Linked DNA regions of Mus musculus: region 1 is linked to region 2. The links are chromatin contacts, found by Hi-C or POLR2A ChIA-PET in ENCODE. All regions are on one chromosome and are shown on one strand. The core of a region is the stretch at or near the end of the contact, and the rest is flanking DNA. Distances in the headings are between cores, read along the strand shown. Region 1 holds the start of Mt1 (metallothionein 1). Region 2 holds the start of Bbs2 (Bardet-Biedl syndrome 2 (human)).

Region 1 (3,662 bases), core at 903-3,402, 81 kb after region 2:
AAATAAAAGACTGTAAAGGACTGGAGGCAAAACTCAGGTGCAGAATGCTTGCCTGGTGATCAGGAAGCCTTGGGTTCAATCCTCACTGAAAAAAAGGGGAAAAAAATCATATTATGCAAGAGGTCTAAAGGCCCAAGAATCTGTTACAGATCTCAGTTTTGGCAATAGACAATAAAACATAACAAACTGATAAAACAAGCAAAAACACCAACTATATGTGGTCCAGCAGAAACATCTCCGTATGCATCCAGAAAACAAGGAAGAGGCAGAATAAAGGACTTGGGCATCTTTGTGCCAGAGCACACCTCAGCCTGACTTGTACCCTAGGAGCCAGCAGTCCCTGCCTTTGCAGAATCACTGATGTCTCTGACGTGAGATCTCTGCTTAGGAGTTGCCCTTGAGTGCTTGGAATTTGTCTCTAGCCCAGGCTGAAATCCTCTGCTCTTTCCAAGCCCAGTCCTTAGCTACTTAAAACCAGTAAATTCATGAGATCTGGAGAGAACTGACCAACATTAGTCAAGCAAGAATTCTGGTTTTTTTGTTTGTTTGTTTGGTTTTGGTTTTTGGTTTTTCGAGACAGGGTTTCTCTATATAGCCCTAGCTGTCCTGGAACTCACTTTGTTGACCAGGCTGGCCTCGAACTCAGAAATCCGCCTGCCTCTGCCTCCTGAGTGCTGGGATCAAAGGCGTGCGCCACCAACACCCGGCTTGTTTTTTTTTTTTTTTTTTAATCTTTAATCACTTCCTTATTAACTTTTGAAATAGGATCTCATTTGTGTGGCCCTGGCTGGCCTTGAATTTTGCAGAGATCATCTGCCTCTGACTTCTAAGAGCTGAGATTAAAGAGCTACCCTAAGGCAAGAATTTAACTGTATAGATAAAGACTCAGTTCCAAATGAAGGTTTTTTTTTGGATCTTCCCACGCAGAGGGTATTGCTGTGTTGTCTCCTCCAAGAGGAAATATCCGGAGGAAGGAGAAACGCCCTGGGTAATATTATACTACCAAACCAGTGGGTTGATAATAGAAAGACACTTGTATCTAAACCACCATGAAGGAGGAGGAAGAGGAGGAGGGGGGAGGAGGAGAAAAAGGAAGAAGAGAGGAGAAAGAAGGGGAGAAGAACGGAGAAGAGGAGGAAGAAGAGGAGGAAGAGGGAGAGGGGGAAGAGGAGGGGGAAGTGTGTGTGTGGGGGGGGGGAGTGTCATAGCCCAGCACCTGGTGCCTTCTCTGCCTACAGATGAACTTTGTACAGAATCACAGCAAGAGAACGTGGGACAAATACAGGAGCGTTAGTGCCAGGCAGTGCTGGTTCACAGCCGTTGTACTACTGACTGGATATATGGCCTGGGCAAGTCACTGAACCTCTGAATCCTCTGTCCTTGTGTGTAAATAGAATTTGCATCTCTCTATAGGTATTAAATGAGAAATTGGTTTAACTCCTGGTTCTGGCATAATAGACATATTGCTGGTGGTGGTTCTACCACAGTTAAGCAAAAACCTGCCCAAAGTCGTATAGCTCAGAAGTGATGGTATGCATGAGCCAACAGTGTAGCTGTTCTCTTGCCCAGGACACAAGGCCTGCCTGACAGCAGACTCTAATGTTACTCAAAATCAGAAGCATTAAAAAAAAAAGAAAGAAAGAAATAGCTGACTTTATTTTTTTTATCTAATGCAGTCCCCACCTAAAATGATCTCTCTGGAGGGAGGGTACCTTGGTTTTTAAAACCAGCCTGGAGTAGAGCAGATGGGTTAAGGTGAGTGACCCCTCAGCCCTGGACATTCTTAGATGAGCCCCCTCAGGAGTAGAGAATAATGTTGAGATGAGTTCTGTTGGCTAAAATAATCAAGGCTAGTCTTTATAAAACTGTCTCCTCTTCTCCTAGCTTCGATCCAGAGAGAGACCTGGGCGGAGCTGGTCGCTGCTCAGGAACTCCAGGAAAGGAGAAGCTGAGGTTACCACGCTGCGAATGGGTTTACGGAGATAGCTGGCTTTCCGGGGTGAGTTCTCGTAAACTCCAGAGCAGCGATAGGCCGTAATATCGGGGAAAGCACTATAGGGACATGATGTTCCACACGTCACATGGGTCGTCCTATCCGAGCCAGTCGTGCCAAAGGGGCGGTCCCGCTGTGCACACTGGCGCTCCAGGGAGCTCTGCACTCCGCCCGAAAAGTGCGCTCGGCTCTGCCAAGGACGCGGGGCGCGTGACTATGCGTGGGCTGGAGCAACCGCCTGCTGGGTGCAAACCCTTTGCGCCCGGACTCGTCCAACGACTATAAAGAGGGCAGGCTGTCCTCTAAGCGTCACCACGACTTCAACGTCCTGAGTACCTTCTCCTCACTTACTCCGTAGCTCCAGCTTCACCAGATCTCGGAATGGACCCCAACTGCTCCTGCTCCACCGGTAAGACTCCCGATCCTTGGTCTTTAGAATACCAAGTTGGGACCGCAGAGCGGAATCCCCGAGTTGTAGAGGCTTGGCGGGAATAGGCACCTTTAGTTGGCGATTCATTCCGGTTCTTTCTAGAATCCGCTCTTGCAAAAGCCTTCATTAGTTACGAGTATTGTCGAACGGGTCCTTTGGCGGGGTTGGGGCTAGGATTTAGACGCGCAAATGTCCGGTTCCTGATCACCCAGTTAGTGGGGACATCTGGGTTGAGTCCCAGGCATTACTAAACTTACTGTGAATTGCTTGAATTAAGAAAGAGGTGAAGGACCTTTATGTCTTGGGACTCAAAGACATAATCCCTGACTTAACCTGTGAGGAGAAAAGTGGGGCTAGGCTCCCTGCAGCTCCGAGGAGGACTTAGTGAACTGAGCCGGGACTCGTGGTGTTGGCCACTGCTGTAATGCTGCCTCCCTCATGCTGTCTTCTTTCTCCTCCCCAGGCGGCTCCTGCACTTGCACCAGCTCCTGCGCCTGCAAGAACTGCAAGTGCACCTCCTGCAAGAAGAGTGAGTTGGGACACCTTGGGTGGCGGCTAAGGCTAGGGGCGGGGAACTCCTACAAAACTGGCTCTGAGAAATGTCCTTTGCTTCCCGGAGGCCATTGTATTGTCTCGGGGACAGAACTATACAGAGAACTATTTAAAAAAACCGAGGTCTTCTCTGTTGGGGACAGGAAGCAGAGGTCTTCAGCCAGGCTGACCTCTTCCTCCTCCTTTCTAGGCTGCTGCTCCTGCTGTCCCGTGGGCTGCTCCAAATGTGCCCAGGGCTGTGTCTGCAAAGGCGCCGCGGACAAGTGCACGTGCTGTGCCTGATGTGACGAACAGCGCTGCCACCACGTGTAAATAGTATCGGACCAACCCAGCGTCTTCCTATACAGTTCCACCCTGTTTACTAAACCCCCGTTTTCTACCGAGTACGTGAATAATAAAAGCCTGTTTGAGTCTAACTCTGGTTTTCTTGGTGTGGTTTGGCAATAAGAAACTGGGGTGACTTGATAGTCTGGGGATCTGGTTTTGGACCCCCTCGTGCCTTTACCTCCCGCCTCTGGCCCTCACAGAGGGGTAATGTCTTTGGGTAAAGCCAAGCTATCCCATAAGCTTCCTCATGGAAAACAGCTGTGTGCCTGGTCAGGTCTTGTGTTAGGGGAAGGGAGGGAGGGAGGGTGGTCCTGGAAGACTTGATGTCCCATCCTGGAAGCACAGAAAATCTTATCATTT
Region 2 (3,710 bases), core at 367-2,866:
AAATTAGGGGTTAAGGTAACACCAGTGGGATATCGTTGCCTCTTATATTGCAGTACTCCATTCTACGAACATGTATATGCACATATGCATATGTGGATGCGAACTTCTTTTGGATGTTTGTCAGTGCCTGGGATAAGGGCAGCTCAGGAGGCTGAACCCAGGCTGTTGAGTATGTTAGGCAATCGTTCTACCACTGAGTTACATCATCAGCCTTTTTAATATTACTATTTGAATATTCGTGTGTGTGTGTGTGTGTGTGTGTGTGTGTGTGGGTATGTGTGTGTGTCCAGGCTCTATAGCACATGTGAAGGTCAGATGACAACAACTTACAAGAGTCAGATCTCTCTCCATGTTGTGTGTCCCTAGGACAGAACTCAGGTCATCAAACTTAGCAGTGCATGCCTTTATCCAAGTGACAATTGGACAAAGAACTCCCTTCTTCTAAAATTTTAATTTTGAGACAGGGTCTTCCTATGTTGCCCAGGCTAGCTTTGAACTTATGATCCCAATCTCTTGAACAGATAAAATAACAAATGTGTAGCACTACCTCAGGACTGGTAGCGCCTCTTAACTAGTAGCATCACATACCAAGACGAATGTTCAGCATTTTACTTCACCATACCAGTTTATGAAATCATAACCCATTTAAACGAATCCTTATGTTCCTGCTACGGAACCCTAGAAGTAGCATATAAGGTAACATACAACACACATGGCAGTGTCTTGAAAACTCCTTACACAAATGCAATTGTGTACCTGGCATACCTGCTGAGTCTAACAACAAGAATTCAATCTCACTTTCACAATTTCTTTTGTTTGCAAACTGGGTCTAAATCTGAATTTTTTTTTTATCTGTGACCCTGACACCCCTTTCTCAGTATGTGGCTCATAATAACCATTTAATGAACACTTAGGTTATGGGGATAAGATCTGAATGTACGTGATCAAGGACCAAAACTACAATCTGAATTTAACATTGGGTTGTTGTCCCCACCCCACCCGCTTCCTCCACTGTAAAGAGGCAAATATGGAAGAGAATCCTGGAGGCAAGCAGAGGCCCTGGGCATGAATCTGGAGTCAGCAATCGCTGCTACTCCTGGACAAGCGCTCCTTTTTCTTGAGACTTCTTTTCCCTAGGTTCCTGATCTGTCCTCAATACTGTTCAACACTGAGAACCTGGTGATAAAAAACGTCACTGCTACAAAGCTGTTCTTTGAAATCCCACTTTGATGGGACTGGAGCCAAGGACAGCGGCGACCGGTTGCCAGGCAATGCGGGCAGGGGGCGGGGCAGCGTGAGGGGCGGGATCTGGAGGAGGCAGGAGTCCGGGTGGGAGCGGTTACCTTGCCCGCTTGGGTGGCGGCAGCCAAGCACGGGTGAGTCCCGTCGTAGCGCCCTATGGCCACCATGCGGGGGCTGATTTTGTGGCGCAGTTTCAGAGTGAACACAGGCAGCAGCATGATGGCGCCAGCTAGGGGCGGAAGACAGATGCCCGACGCAGGCGCAAGGCAAGCAGCTTGGCCGGCCGGTTGCCTAGCAGCGGATGAGGAGTAGGAGGTAAATACACGCAGGACTGCGGAACGCCACAGGCCCGGCGCCGGAAGCGCAGACTAGAGCGCGATCGGTGTCGCCAACTCTCTCTACGCCTGCGCGGACCCTCCCAGCGGCAGAGCTACGCAAGTCCCAACTAGCTCCTGCGACTGCGCAGTGGCGTCGTGCCTGGTTGGCCTGCGTTCTTTGTCTGTCCTCGGACTGCGGCTGTAAATTAGTGTTAGATGAAGCCTTACCTTGGCGTCTGGGATGGCGGTGTCTAAGCCAGTACCTCCCCAGGATTCTCTGTAGCGTGTCAGCCAAGCTGCACCCCGTACACGCCACACACTATGTCACCCTTTCATTCGTTCAAGAACTAAGGCTTTACGGGGCGGATAGTTAAGTGGGTGAAGACACTTGATACCAACCCTGATGACCCGAGTTGGAAGCAGAAAACCAGCTCCAAGGACATGCACACGCACGATTAAAAAAACAAAACAAAACTAACGTTAAAGTGCTTAGTGTATCCCTTGCTTTAGCTGTTATGCCCAGGCAAACGTCAATAGTAACCCGAAAATAATAATCCCCTCAAGATAAAAGTAAAGAGTATAGTTTATTTAAATAGTTTAGGTGGTAAATATAAAGCAGTAGAGAACGATGCAAAGTTGAGGGACATGGGAAGGGAAAGAGTACTTCTCTCCCAAGTCCAGTTAAGGCGCTCCACCAGCTGAGTCAAGATTTTCAGGACAATTAGCATTTGTACAAAGTTGCTCAGCTAGAGACAACATGCCCTTTATATGAAAAGACTTTCAACTAAGAATGTTGAAAAAGCACTGAATCCTGCTTAAGTACTAAACGGACATGGCCTTTCTCCTTTGCCAGCTGTAAATCTGTAATTTGCTAGGGACCTCACAAGAAACCCTACTTAAATAAATGATGTGACTTAACTCTTTACATCCTTGTGACAAGTCGGTTCATCTTAGCAAATTGCAAACTCTACTCAAAGCACCGGTGAAGTCACCTTATAAACGTATTCATCAAAAAGAAGGGAAAGAAAGAAGAGTAAATGTGCGGGGGGGGGGGGGGGGGGGGGGGGGGGGGGGGGAGTAGAAGAAAGGAACTAGCAGGTGAGAAGGATCAGCCAGCCATAGTATGCATGAAAATGTCATAAAAGACCTGCTACTTTGTAAGCTAATTTTCAAAGTAAAACAAAAGAGAGAAAGAAGATGGGAGTGGGGTGGAATTCCTAACAGCCCATTGAGATATAACTAGAGCTACTAAGCAGTCTATGTAGCTGATAAGATACTAAGTGAGTCGTTCCCTCTTGAAACCCACATCCAAGCTTTTGGCTATGTATTATTCTATCCCTTAGCACCTATCCTCTCTTTTAAACTCCTTCCCAGCCCCTCCCCGTTATGCTTATATTATAGTATAGCATATTACATTACATTAATTATGTATGGTATATGGTGTGTGTGTGTGTGTGTGTGTGTGTGTGTGTGTAAAACAATACCATGTGTTCTAGGGACCAAACTCATGTCATCAGCCATGTTGTTTTTAACCTGCTGAGCCATCTTGGTGACCAAAATCTCAGGAAACTTCAACTGCTTCAAACTGTCTGGTCCTGGAATTCTTTGCTGCAGTGAAACCAAGAATCCTGTTGTCACTTGGATGGAGGTCTCAGAAAGGAGTGCCCAGTGCTTGGGCTGCTGCAGGTGGCAGAGTGGAGCTGTATCTCTGGCACACACCTCACTGCTGGTGGCAACAGGTAACCTTATTTGGAGAGCAGTCTTTACAGATGTAAGTTAAAGAGCTTGAAATGAGGTCATCCTGGATTAGAGTGGCCCCTAATTCTAATGATATGTATCCTTTTAAGAGGGAGAGAAGACAGAAACAGCCATAGGCACCAATTGAAGATGCTACTCTAAACTGAAGAGTGCCTGAAGGCTCCCGAAGCTCAGAATTCTTCCCTAGAATGTTCAGAGGAAACAGTCTCCTATTAATACCGTCATTTCAGACTTCTGGCTACAGATATGTGTGGGAACGATCTTGTTTTAAGCCAGAAATGTTTGAGAGTGGGGAACTGCTTGTGAACTTCAGGGATATATTCTTTTAGATACAAACATGCAAAATTAAAAAGTTGCAACGAACCATTCATTCTGCACATATGTTTGAGAGCC

Evidence for each region. Hi-C counts contacts between places; a loop is a spot of excess contacts on that map. ChIA-PET counts read pairs that join two places held with the same protein, here RNA polymerase II (POLR2A).
Region 1: a map of regulatory T cell shows a loop between it and region 2 (2.1-fold over the local background). The contact joins the promoter of Mt1 here to the promoter of Bbs2 in region 2. A Hi-C loop is called at or near these places in 5 of 37 maps with a recorded cell type or tissue (left cerebral cortex, mouse trophoblast stem cell and regulatory T cell). POLR2A ChIA-PET finds 5 or more read pairs at or near these places in 4 of 5 experiments (Patski and embryonic stem cell).

What each region holds. Positions count from the first base shown.
Region 1 is chr8:94,176,937-94,180,598 of GRCm38, forward strand. It overlaps Mt1 (metallothionein 1), which reads left to right and starts at 2,153. Exons shown (of 3, transcript NM_013602.3): 1 at 2,153-2,402; 2 at 2,887-2,952; 3 at 3,166-3,391. The coding sequence starts at 2,375. The coding sequence ends at 3,257.
Region 2 is chr8:94,096,893-94,100,602 of GRCm38, forward strand. It overlaps Bbs2 (Bardet-Biedl syndrome 2 (human)), which reads right to left and starts at 1,617. Exons shown (of 17, transcript NM_026116.3): 1 at 1,344-1,617. The coding sequence starts at 1,460. Gm39226 (a long non-coding RNA gene) reads left to right here and starts at 2,650. Exons shown (of 2, transcript XR_879106.1): 1 at 2,650-3,298; 2 at 3,407-3,680.